7 separate regions of the Mus musculus genome follow, and all the other regions are linked to region 2. The links are chromatin loops, found by intact Hi-C in ENCODE. Cell type or tissue: left cerebral cortex. All regions are shown on one strand. Region 1 overlaps 9330198N18Rik (a long non-coding RNA gene). Region 2 has its middle 3.9 kb from the start of Ier5l. Region 3 overlaps LOC115489511 (a long non-coding RNA gene). Region 4 overlaps Cstad (CSA-conditional, T cell activation-dependent protein). Region 5 overlaps Gm14488 (a long non-coding RNA gene). Region 6 has its middle 2.0 kb from the start of Gm39783. Region 7 overlaps 1700001O22Rik (RIKEN cDNA 1700001O22 gene).

Region 1 (4,000 bases), 170 kb after region 2:
ACACACACACACACACACACACACACACACGCACACATGCACACACGCACACTAGTGCCAGAGACTGACACTAGTGTGCTTCAAGTCACTCTCCAGATGTGTCTCTCTTGGCTGGACTGGCTGGCCAGTGAACCCCAGAGAGCTTTCTACGTGGGGGTCAGGGACACTGAACTGTCTCCCAAACTCTGTTATCTTTTGAAATGATGTTTTTTAAAAAGCCAGTCACCTCCACCTGAGCCTTGGGTTTTATGTAAAAAATGACTCTCGGTGATGCAGAGGTACAGACTACTCAGGCAAGCAGACAACAGCCTGTCCTCTGCTGTCAGCTCTCCCTGATGGAGGAGCCTGGTGACTCGCACATGTGAAACTCCAGCCGGAATCTTCTGCAGCTGTCCCTCAGCTACCCAGAGTCTTTGGAGAGGGGGCGTGAGAGCCACAGTGTCCCACCCTTGCCTTATAACACCTAAAAGAGATCAGTAAGTTCTTGGAGGGTTTTCCTTTTTGCCTCTGGCGAGGGTATCAACTCAGAATGGGTAAGAATGCCAGGGCTTAAGATGAACGTGGTGAGCCAGGCAGTGGTGGCACACGCCTTTAATCCTAGCACTTGCAGAGGCAGAGGCAGAGGCAGAGGCAGAGGCAGAGGCAGAGGCAGAGGCAGAGGCAGAGGCAGAGGCAGAGGCAGAGGCAGAGGCAGAGGCAGAGGCAGAGAGGCAGAGGCAGAGGCAGAGGCAGAGGCAGAGGCAGAGGCAGAGGCAGAGGCAGAGGCAGAGGCGCAGAGGCGCAGAGGCGCAGAGGCGCAGAGGCGCAGAGGCAGAGGCGCAGAGAGGCAGAGAGGCAGAGGCGCAGAGAGGCAGAGAGGCAGAGAGGCAGAGAGGCAGAGAGGCAGAGAGGCAGAGAGGCAGAGAGGCAGAGAGGCAGAGAGGCAGAGAGGCAGAGAGGCAGAGAGGCAGAGAGGCAGAGGCAGAGGCAGAGGCACAGAGGCACAGAGGCAGAGGCAGAGGCAGAGAGGCAGAGAGAGAGGCAGAGAGGCAGAGAGGCAGAGAGGCAGAGAGGCAGAGAGGCAGAGAGGCAGAGAGGCAGAGGCAGAGGCGCAGAGGCAGAGGCAGAGGCACAGAGGCAGAGAGGCAGAGGCAGAGGCAGAGAGGCAGAGAGAGAGGCAGAGAGGCAGAGAGGCAGAGAGGCAGAGGCAGAGGCGCAGAAGCAGAGAGGCAGAGGCAGAGAGGCAGAGGCAGAGAGGCAGAGAGGCAGAGAGGCAGAGAGGCAGAGAGGCGCAGAGGCAGAGGCAGAGGCAGAGGCAGAGGCAGAGGCAGAGGCAGAGGCAGAGGCAGAGGGATCTCTGAGTTTGAGGCCAGCCTGGTCTACATAGTAAGTTCCTAGATAGCCATGGCTACATAGCAAGACCCTGCCTCAAAAGGAGAATGATAAGGAACAAAAGAAAGATTGTTGTAGCTGGAGAGACTCCTCAGTGTACAAATGCTTACTGCCTAAGCAAGAGGCCAGACTTCACACCCAGTAGCCATGGAAAAGGCCCTTAGGAATAACTGGAGACAACTCCCAGCACTAGGGAGGGAGAGGCAGGCAGATCTCTGAGTTCCAGGTCAGATTGGTCTACAAAGTGAGCTCCAGGACAGCCAGGGCTACACAGAGAAAGCCTTGAAAAAGAAAGAAACAAACAAACACCCACAGAAATAAAAATAATGTGTTCAGGGTCACATACAGGAGGAGCAGGATCTGTGCTCAAGATGGCCACCAGGGACAGAGAGGGGCGGGCACAGTCAGGCCACATGGACTGCCGTGCTGCTCTTACTGACTATGTGTCCTCTGCTGAAGTGGGGATGGGGAATGAATCCCTTTCTCTCATGATTCTAGGGCCTCTGGGACACTTAGAGGCTCTTAGAGATTCATGAAGCCCTCCCAGAAGTGAGACCTCACCAGGCAAATGGTGTACTCTGGTGGTGCTCCCCAGAGTGCTCCCTACTGCAGCTGCGTTAGTTACACCAGGAGGGCACCAGCCTGGTGGAGGGCTCTGTCTGCAATGGGTGTGGAGACCCCTATTTCCTGTGACTTCTGCAGCCCAGCCAGCCCATTTCTTGTCCCTCTGCTTCTCCACCACACTGCTCAGGCTATGGCTCCCGCTTCAGAGCCTCTCCCACCCTTACATGGTTCAACATGGAGCCCATTCAGCTTCTGACTGCAGCCATGCCATCCCTCACAGCCTACCTCTCTCTGTCTGCCCTCTCAGATTATGTAACTGAGTCCCAAATGATCAGGAAAGTATGAGTATGAGCCTTCTAGAATCTTCCATATGCTCTCAGAACTAGACCTATGTCTACCACACACACAGCTCTGAGGACTGAGAAGTATATCTTTTGTTGTCAGAGTCTACATAGATCGGCCTGACCTAAAACTAGTGGCAACCCTCCGGCCTCAGCCTGCCCAGCGCTGGCATCATGGGTATGACACTTTGCCAGGCTCCCACCTCCCCATTCACAGTGCTCACACTCTCCCAAGCGTTTAACTACCTCCACTTTTGCCACTGTCCCCACCCATGAGCTGGCAGCAGCAGGACTCAGATTCTCATTTTGTTTGCTTCATCTTGAGATGACCTGGCTGTCTTGCCAGTCAGAGGGGGAAAAGACTTCTTCTATGGAGTCCACCCCAGAGCTCAGGCCTCCCTCCAAGTCCTGGACCCCTGGCTACAAGGGGGGTGTCTCACTCAACTCACCCCATTATCATGAGGCCAGTCTTCCCCTCCCCCACAAAACATGGCCTCTGCTGACAGCTGACACAGTCTCCTATCCCCACCCCCACCCCACCCCCACATCTCCATGCCCTCTCACTGCTTGCAAACCCATGTGTCTGGCCCCCACATCCCCTGCCCTGGACTCTGGCTGACACCCACAGAGGAATCCGCAGCTTTCTCTGTATGGTTAAAATGGAACCCACCTGAGGAGAGTGGGGCCTAGGAATCTGCATTCATATACGCTCTCTTCAGAGCAAGGGACTAGGCTCCAGAGGCCACAAATGCTGGGTGGGCTGCTGAGACCTCAGCTCTGCCTCCAGAGCTCCTGGAGGTTCCCGTCTCTGTCCTGTTGTAGCTACTGGCTGTAGGTTAGACCTTCAGCAAAGATTTGTCATCTCTGTGACTCAGGGTCTGTTCCCCTCTGCCTGCAACAAGGCTTTTCTTGTTTGATCTCTGGGAAGGAACTCTTGTTCATCCCTCAAAACCCAACCTGTGCTGGGCAGTGGTGGCGCACGCCTTTAATCCCAGCACTTGGGAGGCAGAGGCAGGTGGATTTCTGAGTTCGAGGCTCTACAAAGTGAGTTCCAGGACAACCAGAGCTATACAGAGAAACCTTGTCTCGAAAACCAGAAAACCAAACCAAACAAAAAAACCAACCTGGATGCAGTGGTGGCGCACACCTTTAATCCCAGCACTCTGGAGGCAGAGGCAGGTGGATCTCTTGTGAGTTTGAGGTCAACCTGATTTACATAGCCAGCTCCAGACCAGCCAAGGTGAGTTTGTCAAAAACAAGCAAACAAACAAACAAAAACCCAAAAGAGCAAAAAAACAAAAGCAAAAACCAACAAAACCAAAACAAAACAAACAAAAAAAGCAACAAAAAATAACACAACAAAACCCAAAACAAATAAATAAATAAAACAAAGCAAGGCATCTCACTCCCAAGCTCGCTAGCTCACGCCTGCCTAGCTGGAATGGTTTCTTCTGATCTCTTCCAGGCAATTCAGCATCAGAGGCAGACTTGGCTCTGGCCCAAGCCCTCCTCTTAACAAGGCCTAGGATCTTCCGTGCTGTGGGTACAGTGAGCACTGACCTTGCCTTCTTTGTGGGGCTGCCTTGGGGTGGAAACGAGACAGCCCAAGTGAAGTGCTCTATGGCAGCCTGCTGAACTGACCACTCTGCCTCCGAACCCTGGGATTCAGGGTGGGGTTTCTCCCAGGAGTACCAGTTTGGGGGTGGGCTCAGCCACTGCTGTCC
Region 2 (4,000 bases):
GAGGAATGGGAGAATCCTGGGTAGGGTGAATCACAGACACCACTCCATCTTCTCTGCCTTTGTCCTATACCCTGCAGAAGGAAGCATTGAACGTGTGCTTCCAGCCAGTCAGCTCAGACACGACTAGATGCTGTAGCCTAGTATACATTCAATTGTGAATTCTCAATCTGGCCATTTAAGCCACATCCAGATCAGCTGCCAGCTCCAGTCAATCATAAGGCTACAAATACCTCCCCACCAGGCTGGGAGCTCCAACAGGTAGAGAGGCTGGCTCCCAAATGCTGTGACCTTGGATGTATGTTCTCATTTCCAAAAGGCTGGATCCACCTCTAAGGGTAGCTGGGAAGTTGAAATTAGTAATCCACAGAGGTATTTGCTGTTCTGGCTATTTATTGCTTTGGTGGTATTGAGAGAGCTTTCCCGGGGCAACCAGCGCACACTTTGTAGATGTGCGTCCAGTGGACAGAGCCAGTAAGACGCAGCACTTGGTGTGCATCCTGTTTCTCTGCACAGTGGCCCTCTCGGGAGTTCGGAGCAACCCCAGCCCCAGTCTTCTCCAGAGGGCAGCTCAAAGCTTTGTGAGGCTCTATAGCTGTCATATCTAGCTCCAAGCACAGCTAGAGACTGGCTTAGCCCTTCCTCAGCATCAGAGGCAGCCTGCCTTGGGATGTATGTTTTATGCTGGCGGAGAGTCGATTAGCTGGGGATGACCAGGGGCTGAGCCTCTGTTTTCTGGATGGCACCTTCTGTCAACCATGCGGAGCCCCAGTCTCTTCATCCTTGGTCTTGCTGGAAGGGACCTGGCGGCTCCACGCCAGTGACCCCATGCCTAGGACTCTCATGGCTAGACAGTCCCACCTCTTCCCCCCAGTGTTTCTGGGGTGTTATGCCTGTGGAGCATCAGTCTCTCCCGGGGAGTTGTGGGCTGCCACGTTGTATGCTGCAAAGGAATCCAGGGGCTGTGAAGGGGATAAGGAGAGGAGGATGCTTGGAGATTCATGTGTCCCAGGCAGTGGGAGGACGGGTGTGGTCCTCAGTATGGTGCCCAGCCTTAGTATCTGGGCTGTTGTTTATTTCAGGGGGGATGTCTGTGTCCTCTGTAGAGCAGTTTCTCAACCCTTTGTATTATTGCGCAGGGTACCTAGGCCCTGAAGACAGAAGCGGGGCTGGGGGTCCTCTCTTGTGCAGCTCCCTGAGCTCATCCCCTCAACTCCCAATTTCACTAGATCCCAATGTACCCAATATGTCCTGAGCTCAGAAAACCTGCGCGGATAGGGAAGGAGAGAACCCTAGTCTGTAGTCTTGCTGATCTCAGAGCTTCTATTTCGCACCCAAACACCGACCCCCCCCCCCAACACACACACACACACACACACACACACACACACACACACACACACACACACACACACACACACACACACGTCTTCCCTACACGAGTCCCAAGGATAGACGCGAAGGTCCCAAGCCCCTCACTGGGAGTTTCGCTGTTACCAGCTCCACGCTCCCAACAAAGGCGTCCGACCATGTGCCCTTCTCCACGCAGACCTGGAGTGGGAGAGCTCCACGCTCAGGGTCTCTCTCAGACCAGGGCTGGGTGGGGATGCGATGTTAGGCCGCCCGTGCGCGGGTGCGCCGGTGCGTGTGTTGCCTCTCCCAGCAGCCCGCCCGCCCCCGGCTGCGCCTCGCCCACTCCCATCCGCACATTCTGCAGCGCCTTCCAATTGGCGCTAGGGGGAGCCGTGGCAACTGACTTGGATTGACTCAAAACTGCATCCAACAGCTATTTCCTTAGACTTGTAGGGGGATATGGGAAGGGGGTTAAGATGCACCCCCTCTTTAGCTCCAGTCTCTTCCCGTGGGAGGCCAAGAGCAAGTCTTTGGGTGTGTGGGTGAGGTGAAGGTGTCTTTTCTCCCGGTAACTCACACCTCCAGAGCATCCCTCTTACCCAACCTAGATCGCCGACCTCCGCGGCCTCCCCAACCCCCACGTTTTGGAGTGTCCCCAAGAACTTCGCCACGCGCGACAGCGAGATCCAGAGCCGAGAGGCCCCCTGAGAGTGAATAACATCCGCCTCTCGTCTGGACTTGGGACGCTGGGCGACAGCGCCTCCTTTCACCCAGCGAGGCTTATGGGGTGGGGCGGCGTGAATCGCCTGGCCGGTGGCTGAGAGCTTTGGCGCAGAGAAGGGAAGCAAGGGGGCTAGCCAGTGAGAGCGAGAGATCTTTAGGGAGGCAGCCAGAGACGAGAGACATTGCGAGAGATCTTTAGGGAGGCAGCCAGAGACGAGAGACATTGCGAGAGACGCTACCCTAAAACAGCAAAGGCTGCCGATTTATCTTACCCCACTGCCCTCCACGCCTCCCCAGTTCTTTTTTCCTATCCCCTTAGCAAGGTTGGAACCACCCGTGTGCCCTGGGGCCGGAGCCGCGGCTCCAGATGTGAATTTGGTTCCAGTGGGAAGAACCCGAGCTTCCTTCGGTGCCTTGGCACATTCTCCCACTCTGAGGTCATTCCGTAGGTGGTCAGAGGGGAGCGCGCGCCTGGAGCCTTCCTGCTCCATCCACAGAAGAGAGAGGCGGGCGGGAGGGAGCAGAAAAGGAGAGGGGAGGGGCACGAGGAGGGAGACGCCGCCAGCACACCACCAAGTGGCACTGAGCAGTGATAACAAACTCAACTTTAAAAAAAAAATAAGAAGAAAGAAAGAAAGGAAGAAAGAAAGAAAAGAAAAGAAAGGAAAGGAAAGGAAAGGAAAGGAAAGGAAGAAAGAAAGAAAAAGGAAAGGAAAAAACTTCCCCAAGTTGCTTGCTTGAGACGTGCTGATGTGCGCGGTCTGAGGATCAGGTCAGGGAGTGTGGGTGGCCCAGAAGTCTCCCTGCTACAGAAAGTAGGGGCCAACTAGGCCCTTGCAACCCTGGTGGTGCATGGAAATATGTTGGAGGCTGGCTCAGCTTCCTGCTGGGCAGCGGGTTCCCAAGGGGGCAAGACCCGCTGGTGAGGAGGGCTTATGGAGAAGACCTTGTAGCACCGGCCTCCATCCCCAGAACGCACACATACTGACTCCCAACCCTAGCTCCATCCCCAGCACACACACACACACACACACACACACACACACACACACACACAATTCCAACCCTGGCCCTGCGGATATGGGGGTATCCATGGGTTTCCACCATGGCCCTGGAAAGCTGGTGTTTGCTTGCGTGTGTGTGTGTGTGTGTGTGTGTGTTTAGATTTTCTCACCTCTAAGCCCATGTGAAAGCAAAGGAACCACCATACACTCTACAATTGACTTTTTATTAAGATTATAAATTTAAACAAATAACCTGAACAGTTTTACCCGGTGAGATACAATTCATTATGCACAAAAATACAGGAGGAAGAAGGGCCGGGAAGGCAAGGTTGGCAACTTGTTTTGGAGTCCTCGGGGTGTTGATGGCAGAGACCCAGAGGGGCACTAAGCGAACCTCACCTTCTCACAACAAAAGGCTTTTAAATTAAACAAAATCTATCGCGCTGAGGACGGAGACAGGGTTCTCACAGGCTGGAACAATGCTGGTTTCATGAGATGGGACCGAAGGCTAAAGCACAAGGTAACTTAGAAGCGCGCACAATCACTAGAGCTGACCAGGAGCTAAGCGAAAAGTCTCCAGCTCAGTCGGCGGTCCGGGCCCCTCCCTCCCCCGGGGATCCAGGTGAAGGAATCGACTTCCTTTTTTGTTTAGTGAGGACCGCAGTGCTGGGCATGATGGGAAATGTAGTTCGCCCTGCTCGCCCTCCACCCCTTTCCCAACTGTGCTGAGAGTGTCAGGGTGCCCCCCCCCCCCCCCGCCCGAGTCCGCGAGGCGGGTGGAGGAGGGGGAGGAGGACGGAGCCAGAGGGGCGGGGAGAGGAGGGGTTCTAGACGCCCAACCCGGCAAGAAAAGAAAAAAAAGTTGAAGTGTTTTCATTTCTGCCTTCTCATTTTGAGAACTTTGGAGGCCGCCCCCAGAGAGG
Region 3 (4,000 bases), 220 kb after region 2:
AGAGAAGGTGGTGTTGTCCAGCAGGGCCCAGGATTGGCATCTCACTCATCAAAGCATGTTCCAAACTACGGGAACAAGGCTCAGAATGGCTGTGAAATAAAATCAGAATGTGTGGATGAAGGGTGGGTGGAAACATAAGTGGACAGGTAAAAGGTGGGAGAGGATGGCTGGGTGAGTGGCGAGTGGGTGGACACCTGGGTAGATGGATGGGGACTGGATGGATGGATGGGTGGGCAGATAGGAAGGTAGATGGTAGGTGGGTGGGTGTGTCTGGAGATAGTGAATTGAGGTCTTGAGGAGGTGGGTAAATGGCTGGTTGGACGACTGGATGCTGAGGTGAATGCCTAGGTGGGAACTGGGTAAATGAGAGCAGAGAAGGTGGGAAGAAAGATGGAAGGAGGAATCTGTACATGGGGGTGACCCTGATCGCCAGTGAAGACCACACTCAGAAAATGGTAGCTTTGTTTGTCATGATGGGACCTGGAAGAGGTCATCTGGGTCTCAGCTTCCTGGTGTGTCTACAAAGGGCAATAGCATGTGGACACATGTAGTCTCCCCTCCCCCAGCCTGAAACCTGCTTGCTCAGGGGTGGAGCTTCCCGATCAATCGTTCTGCCACGCCCACTGCTGGAACCTGCTGCTTTGCTGCTTGGAGCCATACTCGTGGTCACCCTGCTACTGGACTCTGAGATTATTTGGTGGGAATCGGGCCCCTTCCCCTGCTTCATAACTGCGTGCAGAACAGTAAATTTGAGCTTTGATCAGAATGCCTGTCTTAGCTGCATCTCTTTCTCTCGTTGCCTAGCCCTTCTTCTCTTCCAGGTTTCCAAAATGCCTTTCCAGGCTAGAACCCAGGCTGTGATCTGCTGGCCGGACACAACAGACACACACATTATACATACACACACATACTACACACACACACACACACACACACACACACACACACACATACTATACATACACATACTACACATACACACTATACACACATACTACACACACACACACACATACTACACATACACACTATACACACATACTACACATACACACTATACACACATACTATACACACTACACACCACATATATCCCACACATACCTCCACACACAAACTATACACACACCACACACACTACAATACACCCTTCACACACACCACATACATTCCACACTACGCACACACTACACACCACACACATATACACTATACTCACACATATCACACACACACACACACAACTACCTACCACATATATCCCACACATGCCCCCACACACAAACTAGACACACACCACACATATATACACACTACACACATGCCCACACACCACACACATATTACATACCACATACATCCCATGCATATCCCACACACACAAACTACACACCACACATACACTACACACACCTACACTACACATACACACACCCTACAACCACATCCTTCCCACACATACCCCCACTCACAAACTAGATACACAGTACACATACACCCCTTACACGTACATATACCACATACATTCCACACATACACAAACTGTACACACACACCACACATGTACACACTACACCACACACACACACACACACACACACAGAGTTCTGACCCTCAGGAACCCCTGACTGAGGCCGAGGAGATGGCTCAGTTGGTAAGGGCCCTGTTGTTAATAAGTAGACTGACTTGAGTTTGGAACCCTAGAGTCACATTTTAAAAAGCTGTGTGTGGCCACACACAGTCCCCAACTGTGGCAGGGAGGGAGGCAGGTCCATCCCTGGGCTCTGTCGGTCAGTCTGGCCAACTGGTGAGCACTGGGTTCAGTGAAAGATCTGGTCTCAAAACTAAGGTGGAGGACAAGAGAAGGTGTCCCCTCCCTCCACACTCTTGTGCATGCACGTGTGCGTGTGTGTGTGTGTGTGTGCGTGCGCGTGTGTGTGTGTCCTCACGCGCACACACACAGCCCCTGTGTGTCCTCATCACCATGACCTGGCAACACCACGCCCTCCAAGCCCCACCCTGCTGCATCCTGTCCTGTGATTAGCTTCCTCTTTCCTGTGCCCACAAGGCCCTGCTGTACAGTTCCTGGAAACATTTCCTGGGAATTGTGCTCACAGCACAATCCAGCAGAGAACACCCACGTGTGGGAATAGCCTGGTTCATTCAGGCTGGAGCTAGGAGGCTGTCTCTAAAGTCAAAAGTGGATTAAGGGACTGGAGAAGGACTCATCCCCACCGGGCTGATCATCCCTACCGGGCTCAGGGCTTGCCTAGCACGCATGAAGCCCTGAGCTGGGTCTCCAGACTTGGATAAACTGGTTGGGTGGCACAGGCCTCAGTCCTATCACTCTGGGAAGTAGAAGAAGGAGAGAGAAGTTCAAAGGCGTCCTTAGCTAGCCGCCATCGAGAGGGAGGCTAGCCTGGGAATCCCCTTCTCAACAGGGGAGGGGAGGGAGGGAGATGATTTAGGGGGCAAGTGCTTGCCATGCAGGGCCAAGGCATGAGGATTTTGAACCCCCAGAGCCCACACAGTAGTAGCGCATCTATAATCTCAGTATTCTTTAGAGAGATGGGAAGTGGCGAGGAGCCCAGGAGGTTCAAGGACTGACCAGCCTGGGCATTCGCTGCAGGGAGCAAGACCCCGTCTCAAAACACGTGGAAGGTGAGCTGGCTAGTGTGTTGTGTTTCGTTTTGTTTTTAGAGACAGGGTTTCTCTGTGTAGCCCTGGCTGTCCTGGAATTCACTCTATAGACCAGGCTGGCCTCGAAATCAGAAATCCGCCTGCCTCTGCCTCCTGAGTACTGGGATTAAAGGCGTGTGCCACCACAGCCCTGGCTAGTTTTATGTCAACTTGACACTCTGGCAGCAAGCCAGAAGAGAATTTCCTTATTTGGTGATTGATGTGGGCGGGCTGGGCACATGTGTGGGTGGAGCCAACCCTGGGCTGGTGGTCCTGGGTTTCCTAAGAGAGCAAGCCACGCCCAGCAAGCCAGTAAGCAGCACTCCTTCAAGGCTTCTGCTTCAGCTCCTGCCCTGGGTGCCTGCCCTGTTTGAGTTTCTGTCCTGACTTCCTTCCAGGACAAACTAAGGACGTGGAAGCAGAAGTCACGGACGTGGAACCCTTTCCCCCTCAACTTGGTTTTCATCCGTAGTGTTTCATCAGTCCCAGCCGGAAGGCAAGGACCAACCCCTGAGGTTGTTCTGACTGCTGCACACATACAAGGGGAGTACACAAGACCATGAGCACTGGACCCCCAAGAAAACCAAAGTGGGTTCCAGGCCCATCCTGGCCTTCTGGGGACTGCAGTGCAGACCCTGGTGCCATCCGGTTAGACCTCAGAAGTTGAGGCCAGAACTTTGGAAGATGTTGCAGTTGCTTGAAGGCAGGAGAGGGACTGGAGGCCCTTATGAGGCAGAGCAAGAGGTGAAACACAGTTGTCTGGTGGTGCTGTAGCTCAGGGTGCAAGGCCCTGGGTCTACCCCTAGACATAAAGGAAACAATCAAGAAAAACTCCACCCCATCAGGCAGGCTCTGGGGGTGCCTGCCTTCTCCTAGTCTTTGATCCTGACCTATTTTGAGCACCCCAGAAGTTCTACTCAGATGGTGGGTCTCCTGCTGCTTGCTGGAGACCTCTTCCCTCAGGAAGCTGCCACAAGGGTGATTGAGCTGTCAGTACAAATGACAGGCTATTAGGTCTGGAGCCATTTTGATCTGAGGTTGGCCAGGGTGTTCCTGTGTTCCTGTACATAGTGGGGACTGGGGGATTCTGGGGTTGAGGGCTTTCTCTTGTTCCTCAACTGTCTCCGACTCTGGTTAGAAAGGCACCTCCGCCATCTGTCATCCCTCCCCCACTCCCTTCTCCGAGGCCCGGCTGTGACTGGGGGCTGGCGTGTCTGGTAAACAGGCGGCTGGCAGGTCCCCAGGGCCTGTGGGTGACAGGCCTGGTGCTGGCACCAACCCCAGGGCAGCATGCCGAGGAGGAGTGGAGATGAGTTCTGGG
Region 4 (4,000 bases), 140 kb after region 2:
GGAAGCCCTCCGAACTTAGTGGGAACCACTTCCACCAGTTCAGGCAGAGCACTATAATTGGGGAAGTGCGGTGGGTCCCCGCACCCCCTCTACTACACCGCCCAGGGCCAGCTCTGGAAACTTTTGAGTGAGTTTCTGGCAGACAGATTGACGACTTGTTGATCCAGGTCAGTCACCTGACCGGGTCACCAGAGCCTGGGAAGGCCCCTGGCAGCTACGACTTCCCTCCCCGGGGCCATGGGCTCCAGCGGCTGGGAGCGAAGGGGTTAAGCGTTTCTGGCGGCCGCCTGCTGTCTGCGGTAGTTCCCCCCTTTCCCGGCTGCTGCTGCAGGGGTTGGTTGGAGAAGAATGTTTGTTATGCGGAGCCGGGAGGGAAGGAGGACCGGAGTAGGGGGGCAATACAGTGGGGGCCGGCAGGCCTTAAGGCCGGGCTCCCCCAGGTTGAGCAATAGCCCCAGGGTTCCAGTAACTTCGACCCCCCACACCCATCCCCCCCATCAGCTCTCCTCACTGCCTCCACCTCGGGCTTTTGAGGCTCCAAAGTTTAGGCTTCTAAGGGAGGCAGAGGCCACCCCAGCAGAATAGGCACAGCCCACCTAGGTGTTGCGGGGCCACAGCCGTGGGCAGGGCCTTGTTGGTTCTCTTGGCTCCGGGCTGCTACCCACGTCGGTGCGCAGAGGTCACCGTCCCCTGCCAGGATGCTCAGAGCCTCCACAGGATAATCTCTACACAGCCCAGGTTCTCAGGAGCAGGGAGGCTCCCGCTGGGCTAACCGTCCCAATTTCCTTCCCTTGAAGGTGTGGAGAATCGCCTAGCACCCTGTTCCTTGCCTCTGGGACAGTGAGGGGAAGCAAGGGAGGCCAGTCGGGCTAACTTAGGAAGTTTCTGGTTTTTTCTTTCCTCCCTTCCTCTGGTATTTCTTTCCAGCCAAGATCTTGTTAGGTACCAAATATTCACCCGCAGGCCAATGGGCCTCAGGCTCATTTCTTTCTCCTAGCCTCATGGCTCTTCTGGTGAGAGTCCTCCTACACTTCGGGGGAGGGGCCGCCCCTCTGTCAACAGCCCAACTCCATCTCCAGTACTTTGAGGCTCACTAGCCTTCGCACCTCCAGCCCAGCCTGAGTTTCCTTATCTGCACAGTGGACTCCAGGAGGTGGGTGCTGGCACTGCCAGAAATGCTAGACCACTTTCCTCTTCTGGCGAGTGGCGGGGGGGGGGGGGGGGGGGGCAGGGATAGGGGTGGATGGAGTTGGGGGATGTGTCTGCTCAGGTGCCCACATCCCTGCAGAAACGCACAGCTGACCTGTCTTTTGGGTCACAAGCCCTCTAGTGCTGAGGTGGAAGTTCCCTTGAGAGTCAAAGCCCTGTGTAGGTCCGGAGGTAGGAAAGAGAGACTTGACTCTGTCGACAAAAAAAGGATGTGTAGCTCAGCGGCCTCTCATACATTTCTCCTGCGGTCAGTTTTCATTTGGCCCTCACTCTATAGACAAGGGATCCTCCTGCCTCTGCCTTCCTAGTGCTGGGATTAAAGGCACAGGTACGAGCCACCAGACTCCAGTTGGGTGCAAGTGTTTTATACGTTTGGTCTACTCTAATCAAACATCACACTGTAGGGGAGGCGTATTACACTACTTGCTTAGAAAACAGAAAGGTTAATGACTCTCCTAAGGTCACACAGCTTGAAGAGACCCTCCAGAGACCCCAGTGCTTGGGTCGCCTTGGGCTTGTGGCTCAGCACAACTCAACCACCCTAGTCACAAAGATGGAGCGAGCACTCCCAGCTCTCACAGAAGCAGAGCCTCCCGGCAGAGGGCATATAGCAGGATGTACAGGGCTCCCTTCACTGCCCCTGCTTCCTTGGGGCTGGGAAAGCCCAGTGGACAGACAGACAGAACACTGACTGGCATTCCCCCCACCCCTCAGTCCTGGGCTGCGCGGCGTCCCCACCTTCTCTGGAGCAGGTTTCCTTTAAGAAACCCAAAGATTGATTTCCTGGCAGGCTGTGTGCGAGGAGCCGTCCAAATGGTTTGCATGTCTGCATTTTTTACTGCTCCGTTTAATATGTATGCAAATGCCGGCCCTGCACCGCCCGGCTGCAGTCACACGCGGAGCCCATTAAAGCGGCCTTCCCGGGTGCGCGCCTCATTCGAGGCGACGGGCTCGGCGACCCTGATAGATGGGGTGCTCGACGGAGACAAATGATGCCTTTGTCATTTCTTTCTCTCCTTTGAGAGCGGGGTGGAGCCTGGGAGCCCACAGAGGAGATTTAAATATATGCAAAATTGTTTACTGGGTTTGGGGTCCAGTGGGGACCAGAACCACACTGGGAGGTAGATGTCCGGTTCCCCAGGGGAAGCTAGTCTGGAGCCTGCATGATGATGTGAGCCTGAGTGAACAGATGCCTCCCAGCAAGGAAGCTCCCCCAAAGCCCCAGCTTTGGGGGCTGTGACTGTATGGGAATAGCATCAGCTAGTCCATGCTAACCTGTGAGGTGGGTCTGGATCCCACTCATTGTGCAGATTAGGAAACTGAGGCCCAGACAGAGCCTTTCACTGGGAAGGGGGTAGTGAAGCAAGTGGGTGGGGTGTTGTGGCTCTGTGTGTCTTGTCTTTGACCTTCACAGTCCTTTCCCAGGTTGCTCTGAGAGTTTGTTCTCAACCAGGGTATGTTGGGGCATGTGTGCTTGTGTGTGACTCTGGCCAGCCTCACCCCACACAAACCTCTTAACCTTTCTCTCCTCTCCCCAGTCAGTCCTTACCTGCCAAATTATGTCATTCTAAGACTGGACTCCCTGTTTCTCAAGTGTCACATAAAGCTAAATCTGGGTTCTCAGAGCTGCGAACCAGAGCCTGGGAAGAGAAGGCTCTGAGCATAGGATGCCTAGAGGATTGTGTCACCGTGTGTGCATATGTGTGTGTGCGTGTGTGTGTGCGCGCGCGCGCGTGTGTGTGTGCACAGTGCACAGGATGTACCTGTTTGAGTAGCATGTGCATGTGTGTGCTATGCATGCAATCATGTGTGTGCTTATGTGCCATTGTGTTGTGAGTGTGCTGCTGTGTCCCTGGGGTGTGACCCTGTCCATCAGCACCCTTGTGTCAGGGTGGAACGTACACATTGCAGGGTGTGTGCGTGCTTGCATGGTGGCTCTGTGTTGTTATTCTGTGTCTCCTGATCAGCCTGACAGGCTGGGAGAGTGGTCTGTGTGTTTCTGTGCATGGCCATGGGCACGCTTGTGTCAGAATGGTGTGTGCCTCTGCGTCAGTGTACCACAGGGTCAGGTCGTGTGCCTGTGGCCATGACAGCAGCTGAGAACGCATCTCCCTGTCCCAGGTGGGGCCTGCCTCCTCTGCTTCAGACTTGCTTGGAGTTCGGAGCTCAGCTGAGCCATAACGGAGGCTCACAAGGAAGAGATCCTGTGAAGCACAGAGGATGTACGTTAAGGAGTTGGGGTGTGGCCAGATATCTGCCTGGGGAATTCTGTACTGGAAGGCTCTCCCAGCTACTCAGGCAATCCTGTGCCTGTCTCCATGGCTTTCAGGAGCATCTCTTGGGTGACCTGGCTCACCACATAGTTTCACTGAGAGCCATCATGAGTTGGTACAGCCAGTGGCCTGCCTTTCAAGTTCAAGGTCAGCCTTAGCGATGGAGAGAGAGAGTTCAAGACCAGCTGGACTACAGGGGAACTGTCTCAAAACAAACAAAAATGAGCTAAGAGGTTAGGAAGATGGCTCAGCAGATAAAAGCATTTGCCAACAACCTGAGTTCCATCCCAGGAACCTATGAAAAGACTGAGGGACAGAACGAACTTCAGAAAGTTGTCCTCTGACCTGCTCATGCACACAGTGGCAGGTATGCATACACACCCCTACACACACACATACACACACACAATTTTTAAAATGTAAACCAGCCAGGAGGTATCACTTCTCACATGTCAAGATGGCCACAGTCAAGAGAAAGAGAACAACAAGTGTTGGCGAGGATGTGAAGAGGATACATT
Region 5 (4,000 bases), 250 kb after region 2:
GCATGGGAAACCAAGAACCCTGCTCCAATTCCTACCCACCTCACCCCAGAATAACTAGCCTCGGCGCCCCCCCAAACCTTTAGCTTTGTATCTCTGAACCTCAGGACCTGATAGCCAAGGCAAGTCCTGGATTTGGTAGGCTAACACCAACACAGGCGGGACCTGTGACAAAGTGAAAGCAGCTCAGGCTAGACCTGTGACAGAGTGATAGCTGCTCAGGCTAGACCTGAGACAGAAAGGCAGGACAGTTTGGTGGTCTGACCAGGTACTCAGGTCCAACTTCTCAGTTGGATTTGGGGAACTCGTCTGAGTGGAGATGACATTCTTCAACCACGTGGTTAACTTGACTGATAAGCTGAGAACACAGGCAGGTGGACCAAAGCCCTTGTGTCCATTCTGACATGACAGCCAAGTGCTGGCGTTGTCCTCACAACCCAGGAAGCACCCAGGGCTCAATGAGTTGTGACAGATGAAGAGCCTGGTGGACAGCGACCCTTTGAAGCCACACTGCTATGCTAAGGAGGTGGCAGGATCTGCACTTGGCCCACCCTGAAGCTGGGTGTTCTAACCACCAGGCTTCCCTGCCTTGTCTCCTTGGCAGTGAAGCAGGGTGCACTTCATAGAGAAGCCTGGGAGAATGATTGGAGGTAGGTGCTAGCTGCAGGTCAGGCCATCAGAGGAACTGTCTGAAGGTCACAAATCACAGCACCCCCAGCCCCATGTTAACTGGGAAGAATCTCAAATGATCACCCACCCTTCTGGCCAGTCCTATACAAAGCAAAGCTTCCACTAGAGAGGTTGAGACATTTGCCCAAAGACCCACAGCAAGATATTGCCCCCTCGGTCTGTAGCTAGAAGGAGGGAGGTGGACCACCTGGGTTCTGATCTGGGTCTGTGACTCGCCTTTTGTGTCAAAGAACCTTTGTGCGTAGTGTCCTTGTCCTGGAGAATGGAAACATGAGGTCCCTTTATAAAGGGGGCTGTGCGGGAGGCAGTGCTGATGAAGACTAGAGAGCCCAGGGGCCTGCTGAGATCCAGAGATCCCCTCCAGCACCCAGTGGTCCTCCATGATGCTGGGCATTCTGCTGAGACCCAGAGGAGCAGCTGCAAGCTTGGCTGCCGGGCAGCTTTCCTGCTGCACACTGGCCACGGGGGGAAGCTAGCTGGCCACCGGATACTCCGCAGATAACCAGCTCCTGCTGTGTGATTTCTGCTGGGCTGGGAGTGGGGGTGGGGATCAGGGACGCCCCACCCCCAGGAGGTGAGGGGCAGAAAACAGGACTCCAAGCCAAGCAAGTGGAGAGTGCAAAGACCCAGCGCAGAAAGGAACAGAATGTGCCCTACCTAATCAGAGCTGGGGCCAATGGCTGGAGCCCAGAGCCACAGGGGGATGAGACAAAAAGGTGGCATCCAGGGGAAGCTGGCCATCAGTGGGGCACGTTGTGGCAGGGAACTCAACATGGAAGCCAGTTCTGTTGCTGAAGGAAGCAGCAGCCTGGTCTGAGTTCCAGGAAGATTTGCATGGCTGGCTTTAGGGAGGGATACCAGGTGGGCAGGGAATGTGGGAGAGGAGCTCTGGGAGGGGGCAGAGAGGGGTAGGTGCGCACAGCACAGGCCGAAGCAGTGGGAACGGGAACTTTGGGAAGAGTCCGCAATGGCTTAGGGGTGGCGATCTAGCTAGAGTGGGTGTGGCCAGAAGCAAAGGGCAGAAGGAAATTCCAAGAGAGCAGCCCCTGGCTCCAGCGAAGACCACCCCAGCTGCACTTGCAGCCCAGGGCGCTTGGCAGGACCTCTCCACTTAAGACTGGTGGTTCAGAGACCAGCGTGGTCGGAGCCCCGGAGCTCGGGTCTCAGAGGCCCCGAGGGTTGTCTAAACTGCCTCGTGGGCACTCTCAGCACTCAGGTGACCAGCAGATGGCTGTCTGTAGGGGCGTGGCCCCAGCTGACTCTCAGCCTGCAGTGCCCACTCGGTCCTGAGTGTGCACAGCCCGCGGAGGACAAGCAGAGGTGGTAGATAGAGCTGAGGATCCTGGGAGGAAGCTAGCCACCGTGTGCTCCCTTCTGGGCACCAGAAAAACCCGGGAGCTAGAAATACAAACCCAGCCTTGGAGGCCTGTATCTTTCCTAAGGAAGGTGGATTTGTCAGGGTGGAGGGAAGGGATTTGATTTAGCTGCTTGCTAGCCTGATTTATAATTTGTAAACACTCAGGCAGGCCTGTGGGTCTCTGCATATTTCCAAAGTCCAGAGAAGCAGCCTTCTGGACCAGTAGCTGACTAACCCTTTGCTATGCTTCAGTCCTTCCCAGTAGTCCTTTCTTTGTGCTTGCCCCAGGGGTCCTCTGCCATTGGGGGTTCAGTCCCAGCTTATATTCCTGGAGACCACAAGGCTCTCCTCTGTCACTGGTCAACTACAGGGGGTTTGCTGGGGTCTGAGCAGCTGGGCACAATTCCACCTCTACTGCGGGAAGCAACACTTCCCTGAAGAGCAGAAGAAGCCTGTAAGAAAGGCAGCCCTGAGATGGCGGGGTAACCTTGAGCCGTTTGCTCTCCCGAAACCCCATCTTCCCAATGGTACCACTTGTGCTCACTCAGGCGCACCGTGGGACGCAGAGCCCACGTGTGCCCCGCATTTGTCAAGCACATGGCAGGGATTAGGAAGGGCGTGAGTTACATCATTCACTTCTTTTTACAGCTGAGAAAAACAAACCGAGGCTCAGCGAGGTGCAGCAGTCTGTCCAAGGTCACACAGCCCAGAACAGGACAGGGATGTCCCAGTTACACAGCACCCATGGGACTATGCGGCCGTAGGACTGCACCTCCTTCACCTATTCCCCGGTCCTCTCAACTCTCAGGCTCTGCAGGCTACGTGGGGGACACAGAGGTGGGTGGTGTGGGCAGAGCGCAGCTTGCTGGGAGGAACGGGTTAATGCGCTCCGCCGCATTGGGCCGGCCTCCAGGAGAGCCAGCCAATGGGCATGCTTGGTGATGAGGTAATGCCAGGACGCGCAGAGTGGGTGGGGCTTGAGTGGACCCCTCTGCTCCTTCTGACTTTCTGCTCTCCTTAGCAACCCCTCACCTTTGACCTTGATATCCCGGCTCTTCTTCCAACCTTGAGGGACTGGGATCATCAGCCCCCTGCAGCACTGAGCCTCACGCACTGCTGCAGATGTTCAGATGCATCCTAGCCTGAATAACACCCCCTGGACCTCAGTTTCCCTAGATGTAATTTCTTAATTGTCAAAGTCCCTCCCAGTGGGGTACCTGCATGGATCCCCAGAGCAGCAGGCAGCCTTGCCTTGCCTTTGACCTCTGCCCCGTCGCAATGGTTCCCAGAATCCGGGGCCAAGGAGTCACTAGGCCAGTCACACCCTTCACGTGGTCCCGACCCTTGGGTGCCTCTCCTGACTGATCCCACTGACCCCTTCCTCCTAAGCTAGGAACTAGCTAGCCACACAACAGCCGCAGCAGCAGCAGGCTCGCAGCGGTAGTTAGATGACAAAGTTCACCAAACCACTCGGCCTAGCAGAGCTGGGTTAGTTAAACGTCTACTACGGGCCCAGAGCTCCGGCTCCGTGTGGCCTGGTGCCCTACAACCCTCCTGTTGTCGCTATATGCTGAACGCCACCCGGGCACGAAGCAGTTAACGCCCTTGCAGCGAGCTGGCAGAGCCGGCTGCCCGGCTTATTAGTCAGCCGGCGGGGAGGGGGCGGAGGGAAGGAGGGAGGAGGGAGGGAGGGGTTCAGTGGAGAGCCGCAGAAAGCTATTCTCAGGGGCTCCCGTGTGTGGGGAGGGCGGCTCAGCGGGAACTGCCGCTTCCCAGAAAGTTGATTATTTTTAACCCAGGAAGAAGAAAGGAAGGAGGCCCAGGGAGGACTCAGAGAAGACGAGGAAAAGAGAGGAGAGGAGAGAAAAAGAGGAGAGGAGAGGCGAGAACAAGGAGAGGAGAGGAGAGAGAGGAGAGGAGAGGAGAGGAGAGGAGAGGAGAGGAGAGGAGAGGAGA
Region 6 (4,000 bases), 300 kb after region 2:
CGCGAACTTGTAGACCCACAGCAGGTTCTGTCATGTCACAAACACTTACCCATTACACCTGCAGAGACATATGTGTCCTTCACACGTCTACTGATACATACTGGAGCATGCATGTTCCCCCTCCTCTGAATGCGCCCCACGAGCACAGACCCTGGCCCCCCGAGTCACAGAGATACACCCTGCTTCTCAGCACAGACATTTGCTGTGCGGAATATTGAGAACTCTTGCATCCCCACAGAAGGTTGCCCCAGGCAGTCATCTGTGGGATTCTGCAATCTCCCAACTGGGAACTAAATCGCCACCTGTCCTAAGCTAGGGAGCATCAGTCTCCACAAAGCAGGGAAGCGGCTTCCTATCATTCAGTCTGCCCCACCAGCCAGCCAGGACAGACACACACTCCCTACTTCTTCACACTCTCCAGGTTTCCAGGTCCCAGAGGGGAGACAGAACAGCAACCCCCTTCACCCCACATTCCTCTCACCCCCACCCTCTAGCTTTCTTTCTCTTTGGCAGCAGGCCAGGGTTGCTGTGGCCAGCAGAGTGACTGACACCTCTCCTGTCCCAAAGGAGTTCAGATCCTGAGGACCAACTGGCTCTGTAACCCCCTACGCCCCCATTGTGGGAAAGTTGGGAGGGCAGGGGAGAGCTGACCTGCCCTTAGACCCAGCCCACTTTCAGCTTGATTGACTGACTTGGTGGGGTTTTAGTTTTGCTAATAGAGAATTAAAGACCTAATTGTTTTTGTTTTGTTTCGAGACAGGGTTTCTCTTTGTAGCCCTGGCTGTCAAGAAACTCACTTGTAGACCAGGCTGGCCTCGAACTCAGAAATCTGCCTGCCTCTGCCTCTGTCTCCCAAGTGCTGGGGTTAAAGCTGTGCGCCACCACTGCCCAGCTGAGACTTAATTGTTTTATCTGCAGCAGTTGTGCCTGTGTGGATATGAAGGAGTGAGTGCAGGTGCCTGTGGAGGCCAGGAGAGGAACACCAGAGCCCTAGGAACAGGAGTCACCCATGGTTATAATACACTTGGTATCAGAGCTGGGAACAGGTTATGTGCATGCTCTCCACTGCTAAATCATCCCTCCAGATTCTGTTTGTCTGTTTTGTGTAGTGGGTTGGTCTGATGCTGGGCAGAAAAAAGGTAGACATAGCGTGAGGTACCAGACTTGGGATCTCAGGCAGGGAGCACCATAGCAAGGAAGGAGGGCCAGCCTGTCGGAGTGGGAGTGGCCCGGGCTGAACATGGTGTTATCTCGGGCGCATTAATAGGAAAGTAGACAAAATAGCACAGAGAATTGGTATCTGCCCAGTTCTAGTGTTTTAAGGCTTATGATAAATCTAAAGAGTTTTGTGTCTTTTATTTGGGAACTATATGGTCCAAAGTGGGGGTAAACCCCCCAAAGTAATATTTATCACAACAGTGTGGCTTTGTTTTGATGTTCCTGGACAATTTTATCAGAATTCAAAAGAACCATCGTAGCCAGGTTTAGTGGCACATATCTTTAATCTCAGTACCAGGAAGCAGAGGCAGGTGGATCTATGTGAGCTTCAGGACAGCCTCATCTACATAGTGAATTCCCTGTTTCAGAAAATCAAAGAAAGAAAGACAGCCTGCCAACCTCAGCAGCTCCTAAGACAAGGCCAACGAAGGAGAGAGAAATCTCGTGCCTTCGGAGCCTGCATGGAGGTCAGCCACCTCCAAGGACCCACACAGTGGCGATGAGAAAGAATGGAAAAGAGAAAGGACCAGGGAAATGGCAGTGCCAAGGCTCTAGCCATCGTCTAAAAGAAAGATACGGGAGAGAAGAAAGAGGAAGTCATACCTCAGTCAGGACTCAGAGTGGCTGGCAAACCCAACCGAACCTCATGGTGGCACTGTAGCAACCACTTGGTTGATTGTTGGTTTGTTTTGGAGGAGGATTGCTTCTGGCCTTGTCTGGCTGGAAGCTGGCTATGTAGGTGAGGATAGCCTTAAATTCTCCATGCCCCTGCTTCTCTGCCTCCCAAGTGCTGGGAGACAGACAACACCCTCCAGTTCCTGTTGCCCTGGAGGTGGGACCCAGGGAATCTCCCACACCACGGGGGGCAGTCTACCAGCTGAGCTGTATCCCCAGACCTGCCCATTTGATATAGTTACACCCAGGTCCTAGGGCTTGTCGAGGAAGATTCGAACCCAGGGCTGAGCTCAGAATAAGAAACTGAGGCTCAGGGAGACCACATGGGGCCACCTGCCCCCCCAACACAGGCTCCCTGCAGGCCAAGCCCATAGGCTAAAACAACACAGACACCCAAAGAGGAGGTGGGCTGAACCTTGTTGCCCTTCCGGCTGTTCAGACTCCTCCCATACACCCTGAGTTACCCCAGCCATGACAGATGCCAAGCCTATGGTCCTTCCTGCCTGCTTCTGGGCAGCATTTGCCCATCCCTAACAGTGGCTTTTTTCCCAGTAGTTCTAAGCTACACAGTTCCATGTTCCTATTCAAATTGGCCTTAGTATTCCCTTGGGACTGGTCTCTGACCCCAATTTGGTGCTATCCTTCAGCCCCCTGAACTCACCATGGCGATATAAGTAGTGTAACAGCAGAGTTAACCTTCTTCTTGCCTGGAGGGAGAACACAGGCTGTCCTGTTCTCAGGGGACCCACGATACCCAGGACCAACAGCTCCTGCTTGTGCGTAGTAGCTGTTGCATGAAAATATGCAGTGCTGGCAGGCCGATGCACACCTGCATCCTCATATTCAGGAAGCAGAGGCAGGAGGCTCAAGTGTCAAGCTAGCCTGGGCTACATAGAAAGACTTGTTTTAATTCTACCACCCTCTGCCCTCCCCCATGCACCCATGGCTGGGAGATGAGCACAGTACCCCCAAAGAGCCCCAGGAGACACAGGTCCACCCTCCTCTACATAAAAGTGCAGAAGGCCTGGGGAATGGTGGAGAGCCTGTGACTCCAGGGTCAAGATTAGAACTTAGGTCCCTTCCTCCAGGCTGGTGCCTCCCTCCTCTCCTAGCTGGGTGCTGAGAACAGAAGTGGGAGCAAGATGCTGTCTCCCTTTCTTTCCCTCCTGTCTGAAGCTGGAGGCACTGCTCAGCATGGCTAAGGGGCCCAGACTGACTGTCCCAGGCTCTGCCCTGAGAAGCCAGGCCACTCCAACCCAGTCACTCCCCAGCCTGTGTCTTGACCAGGCACCCGAGTGTTGAGGCCACTGTTCACTTGTATATTCATCTGTCTGTCTGCCTTTGCTGCCTTGGTTTTCTCATCTTAAAGGTAGGGTGTCTCATCTTTGGAAACCTCTGGCAAGAATCGTTGCTTTTGGGCTGGAGAGACGGCTCAGCGGTTAAGAGCACTGACTGCTCTTCCAGAGGTCCTAAGTTCAATTCCCAGCAACCAGGTGGTGGCTCACAACCATCTGTAATGGGATCTGATGCCCCCTTCTGGTGTGTCTGAACACAGCTACAGTGTACTCATATACATACAATAAAAATAAATAAAAATTTAAAAAATCGTTGCTTTGTATAAAATGTTTAAACGCCCAGGACAGGTCACACAGCTCATCGGATAGAGGAGCTTGCCACATACCCCAACAACACGAGTTCTATCCCCAGGACCAGCTGTGTGGAAGGAGATAACCCACTCCCACTAGTTGTCCTCTGACCTCCACTGGGACACACATGTGCCACCCCCATACACTACGTAAATAAATGCAAACGATAAAATAAATTGTATAAACGTTCCCACAGCTGCCTGGCAGGGATGCCTCAGCAGGACAGTCTTCTCCCAGGATCAAGATTCAGGAACGACCCCAGCCCCAGTATACAGCCGAGCAGCCTGCGGCTCAGAGGATGCTCAAACTTTCCCAGGCGCCCAGCTGCCCAGCCCTCGGCAGTGGCAGGCCTGCTGAGGAGGACAGGGCGGTCAACTGAGCGCCAGTGGACCGCGGGGTGAGCGGGAGTAGGGGGATGCCGAGGAGTGCCGGGAGGCCCCGCCCCCCGGGCCCGGCCGGGG
Region 7 (4,000 bases), 320 kb after region 2:
AGGAGGATCTCTCTAAGTTCAAGGTCAGCCAGGTGCGGATGCTAGAAACCAATCCCAGAATCTCTGTGAGAGCAGCTAAACACTGAGCCGTCTCTCCAGGGCCACATTGTGGGAACTGGACCCAGCTCCTCACACGCGGTACAGCATACACAACCACCCCTCACTTCTAGGGCTAATGAGCCACCTCCTGGGTACAGGTTACAGAGGTTTACATGGCAGGGGACATTCCAGAGAAAGGGACAGGGCTTCCTGTCTGGATAGGAGACACCCCCCATCTGTCACCCCAATAAGCCTAGTTCCCCTTCTCCACTCGACTTGGCCCAAGGGACATAGTCTGTGATGGTGATCAGGGAGATGAGAGAGATGGGAAGGCCTCACAAGGGGAGAGGAACAGACTGACCCCAAAGCACACAACTCACAGATAAGATACCCGCTATGCTACTGGGAACAGACCCAGAGCTAGGATTTTCCCCTAGCTCCCCTGTGCCTGAGGCAGTCACTTTAATCCTAACCCTGAGGTGGGCAAGGCAGGCAGGTCTCTGAGTTCCAGGTCTACAAAACAAGTCACAGATCAGCCAAAGCTCCCTATGAGACCCTGCTCAACCATCCAGACAAAAACGTTCAGTGTGGACTCTGGGAAGGAGAATGGGACCACTCTGAGAGACAAAAAAACCCAGGACCGAGGTCACCGGAAAGGGGTCTTTCCCCAGCCTCAGCATTCCCAGAGCCTTCTTGGTCACCTAAGTTCAGGCGTCACATGAACGTCGATGTTGTGGCTGCAGGCAGATACCACCTTGGGAGTTCTCTGGGGGTTTTTTTTGTTTTTTTTTTTTTGTTTTTGTTTTTTGGTTTTTTGAGACAGGGTTTCTCTGTATAGCCCTGGCTGTCCTGGAGCTCACTTTGTAGACCAGGCTGGCCTGGAACTCAGAAATCCGCCTGCCTCTGCCTCCCGAATGCTGGGATTAAAGGCGTGCACCACAAGTTCTCTGGGACCCGGTACTCCAGAGGTCCATGCTTCAATGTGCAACACATGTTCTGAAGTGTGTTATCTCTGTGTGTGTAATGGGCTCTGTGTGTGTGTGCACGCTCGTCTCCTCCATGTGGGATGATGTCTGTTTGCCATCTGTATGGTCATATGTGTCAATGTGCTGTCTGTTTATGTGGTATGTTTGTGGGTAGCTCTTTGTATCTGTGTTTTTCCATGTGTATGTGTCACATGTGTGTCTCTCCGTGTCCATGCATATCTGTGGTGTGTCTCCATAAATATGGACTATGTGGTATGTGTTGTCTTCTGTGTATGTGTGTGTGTAGTATGTGCCTCTCCATGTGTGGGGTCTGTACATGGTGTATATATATATATATATATATATATATATATATATATAGTATGTTTACTATGTGTTATGTACCTGGGCAGTATCTGTTGTGAACATCTGTAGTATGGTTTTCTATGTGTGTGGGGTCTCTATTAGTGTGGTATGGTGTGTCTGTGTGTTCTCCCTGTGTGTGGGATCTCCAGGTGGTGGCTGTGTATGTGCTATCCTGTGTGTGGGGTCTCTGTGGTGTATGTGTGTGTGCACGCGCGCATTTGAGCACGTGCAAGTATGTCTCCTCGTGTCCTGTTTCTGTGCCTGAGGTGTTCTATGTGTGGGATCTCTATGGTGTATGTGGTATGCAGTGTGTGTTCTACTTCAACGTCCAAGTTTTTCTCCTTGCGTGGTCTGCTCTGTGTGTTCCCAGACTCTCCGTGAAGGCCAGGTCTCAGGGTTGCAGGTTGGAGACTGGATTCCCACAGTGGGACGCGCCAAACCCATCACAGTGAGCACTGCCTAGGGGAAAGTTTCTGACAACGATACCGGCCGAGAGCTGAAGTTTCGCGGCGCAAAGCCAGGCCAACACTGCCCCCGCGCGGTGCGGTGCGGCGCTGCAGGCGGCCGGGGAAACAGGCAGACCCGGCACGCACGGCGCGCAGCACTCCAGAGAAACAGGGATTCCACGTCTTGGGTCACAGCCTGAAAGCTCAGAAAGGGACCGAGCCCCGTTCCAGCCCAGCGCTGATGACGTTGATGCATCGCGTCGCATGCCGGGTCAGCCCTTCATCATCCCCAGCCCATCTGGTCCCTAAAATGACCGGCCCAGTCCAACCCAAACCCCCAGCTTTAGCATTCCGTCCTCCCCGTTACACTCCACTCCGCACCGAGTCCGAGACGTTTCTTCAAGGGCCAGCAGGTGGCGATAAAGACCTGGCCAGAGCGCAAGAACAAAGTGAAACTCCAAAGAAGGAGGGGTTCCCCCAGGGGTTCGGACATGGAGTAATGGGGGACACCCAGGTGTAAGGCAGTATCTATGTTAATACAGTAGATAAATTCTAGGAGGCCTGCCACGGTGACTCAGGCCACTTCCCCATGTGGATTTGAACACCGGAGCAGGTAAGAGAACTAAGGATTACCCATACACAGGAATCTTTTTCCTGGGCTGGGGTCTGGATACCCATATCATGTACTAAAAGGTGGACAGAGAAAAACTCTGGCGCTAAAGACAAGAAGTTGTTTATCCACTCTCCTAGGCTGAGGTTATGGCTGAGGCTCTGCTTCAGGCACGGGTTGATTTAGGTTGAGGTTGTGTCGTGAGTGGTCCACCCCTTGCACAAGCATTCCCTGGGACAAGCTGAGCCCCTGGGGTGCCCTGACTCCCCACCCCCAATATCCAGCTGTCATCAGCTTCATCCCAGCTGTGAGCCCACCCCAATCTCCCTTACCCAGGAACCCCAAGTGGTCCCCAATCAGGCACCTAGAGTGGCTTTTACTGGGAGACCTAGTGATCCATCCCAGCCACCTGGGAGGTGTGTTTATTTGTGGGGTGAAGAAGCACTCTCTTCATTGCCTGGCATGGGTACACTCCTGAGCTGGGGGGAGCTCTGGCAGGCATTCACCTGTGAGCCTGCTGCCGGTTTGTGGTGGACGGCAGGAGCAGCTGGTAGCCCTTAGGGCGGCCTTGCTTCAGGACAGACTGCAGCACCAAACTGGGCAGAAAGGATTCCTAGAGGGAGAAAGATGCCTGGCATGGCACTGCTGAGGGGACCCCAGGGAGGAGACAGGGAGCAGGGGCAGGCGGGGGTGGGGGGGCAGGTGGCTCCACATTACAGCTGTCCTAGGCTGAAGCACAGCCCACCCACTCACTAGCCTGGCTCAAGGGCCTCCTCCCCCTTGGCTCCACGCTGAGGAGGCCAGGCCACACAAATCCAAGCCATAAACCCCATGGTGACTCAACAGAGAGGGTCCCCTACAGAGTCACTGAGGGCTGGTGCTTCTGCTGGCGGGCTGCCCGCCCTGGGCTGCTCACCAGCTTCTGGTTCCAGGGATGGGGCCATTTGCCCACCTGATCCACATTGTTAGGGGTGTCCAGGAAGGTTCTGAGGCCTCCCCGTGGCCTTGGGATGGTGGCCCTGGAGATGAAGGGTAGGTGGCTGCTCACGGAGGAGTCCTCAGAAAGGTAGAGCTGAGGTTCCTGAGCTGACCTGATGGGGAGAGGGGGGCCTATAGCTTTTTGGCCCTGAGTTCCAGACCCACGTACAGTTTGTAGCTGGAGGACCTAGACCACAACCCTTCTGCTTCCTCTACCCACAGAGCCTCACACGCGGGGGCAGGTCCAGAATGAGGAGCCGGCCACAGTGTCTTGGACCCTGGGATAAAGGGCTCTGGGCAGACTGTCCAACCATCTCCCAACACTCCCGAGCACCCGTTCTGACACAGATACAGCTGGCAAAGCCGTCTGCTCACTCGGAAAGATATTCTGCCGGACTAGAAGAGAGAGAGAAAGAGAGAGAGCAGAGTGAGTTCCCTGTCCCCGCCCCCAGGGAGGGGCATACTAACACGCCCCCACCCTCTCTCCTTCCTCTGGCTGGCAAGGCTAGACAGAGCCCTGTCTCCATGGCAACCACAGGCTCCCCAGTGCCTGACGGTTGCCTCCAGAGAAGTCCTGGGTTTTAAAACTACCTCCC

What was found. Peaks named below come from ENCODE experiments on the same cell type or tissue, not always from the same donor. Only the 100,000 strongest peaks of a DNase experiment are listed, where the experiment ranks them.
Region 1: a loop joins it to region 2, with 3 times the contacts of the local background. A loop is called at or near these places in 9 of 42 quality-filtered maps.
Region 3: it touches region 2 in a loop (2.9-fold over the local background); 3 of 42 quality-filtered maps call a loop at or near these places.
Region 4: a loop joins it to region 2, with 4 times the contacts of the local background. A loop is called at or near these places in 14 of 42 quality-filtered maps.
Region 5: it touches region 2 in a loop (8-fold over the local background); 17 of 42 quality-filtered maps call a loop at or near these places.
Region 6: a loop joins it to region 2, with 2.6 times the contacts of the local background. A loop is called at or near these places in 5 of 42 quality-filtered maps.
Region 7: it touches region 2 in a loop (5-fold over the local background); 26 of 42 quality-filtered maps call a loop at or near these places.

What each region holds. Positions count from the first base shown.
Region 1 is chr2:30,643,233-30,647,232 of GRCm38, forward strand. All of the region lies in intron 2 of 9330198N18Rik (a long non-coding RNA gene), which reads left to right. Among named protein-coding and RNA genes, the nearest start is that of Gm32316, 11 kb to the right of the region's middle. RefSeq lists an enhancer at 2,999-4,000. In left cerebral cortex, a CTCF peak has its summit at 1,755; DNase peaks (open chromatin) are centred at 357, 2,446 and 3,777; H3K27ac peaks cover 667 bases.
Region 2 is chr2:30,468,250-30,472,249 of GRCm38, forward strand. No RefSeq gene overlaps it. Among named protein-coding and RNA genes, the nearest start is that of Ier5l, 3.9 kb to the right of the region's middle. In left cerebral cortex, CTCF peaks have their summits at 1,733 and 2,679; DNase peaks (open chromatin) are centred at 1,104, 1,748, 2,530 and 3,758; H3K4me3 peaks cover 1,949 bases; H3K27ac peaks cover 3,119 bases.
Region 3 is chr2:30,688,449-30,692,448 of GRCm38, forward strand. It overlaps LOC115489511 (a long non-coding RNA gene), which reads left to right. Exons shown (of 3, transcript XR_003954019.1): 2 at 1-146; 3 at 567-595. Among named protein-coding and RNA genes, the nearest start is that of Gm14486, 12 kb to the left of the region's middle. In left cerebral cortex, no CTCF peak of the experiment used is centred here; DNase peaks (open chromatin) are centred at 2,117, 2,913 and 3,917; H3K27ac peaks cover 2,361 bases.
Region 4 is chr2:30,604,830-30,608,829 of GRCm38, forward strand. It overlaps Cstad (CSA-conditional, T cell activation-dependent protein), which reads left to right. Exons shown (of 2, transcript NM_030137.2): 2 at 3,331-4,000. The coding sequence ends at 3,640. Among named protein-coding and RNA genes, the nearest start is that of Cstad, 12 kb to the left of the region's middle. In left cerebral cortex, no CTCF peak of the experiment used is centred here; a DNase peak (open chromatin) is centred at 1,967; H3K27ac peaks cover 386 bases.
Region 5 is chr2:30,715,521-30,719,520 of GRCm38, forward strand. All of the region lies in intron 2 of Gm14488 (a long non-coding RNA gene), which reads right to left. Among named protein-coding and RNA genes, the nearest start is that of Gm14488, 3.7 kb to the right of the region's middle. In left cerebral cortex, CTCF peaks have their summits at 1,990 and 2,905; DNase peaks (open chromatin) are centred at 1,144, 1,509, 2,112, 2,700 and 2 more places; H3K4me3 peaks cover 781 bases; H3K27ac peaks cover 4,000 bases.
Region 6 is chr2:30,767,534-30,771,533 of GRCm38, forward strand. No RefSeq gene overlaps it. Among named protein-coding and RNA genes, the nearest start is that of Gm39783, 2.0 kb to the right of the region's middle. In left cerebral cortex, CTCF peaks have their summits at 1,870 and 3,434 (motif pointing left); a DNase peak (open chromatin) is centred at 1,851; H3K4me3 peaks cover 328 bases; H3K27ac peaks cover 879 bases.
Region 7 is chr2:30,792,767-30,796,766 of GRCm38, forward strand. It overlaps 1700001O22Rik (RIKEN cDNA 1700001O22 gene), which reads right to left. Exons shown (of 7, transcript NM_198000.3): 5 at 3,635-3,800; 6 at 3,379-3,517; 7 at 2,797-3,039. The coding sequence ends at 2,929. Among named protein-coding and RNA genes, the nearest start is that of 1700001O22Rik, 7.0 kb to the right of the region's middle. In left cerebral cortex, CTCF peaks have their summits at 1,956 and 2,188 (motif pointing right); DNase peaks (open chromatin) are centred at 1,925, 2,198 and 3,887; H3K4me3 peaks cover 577 bases; H3K27ac peaks cover 1,397 bases.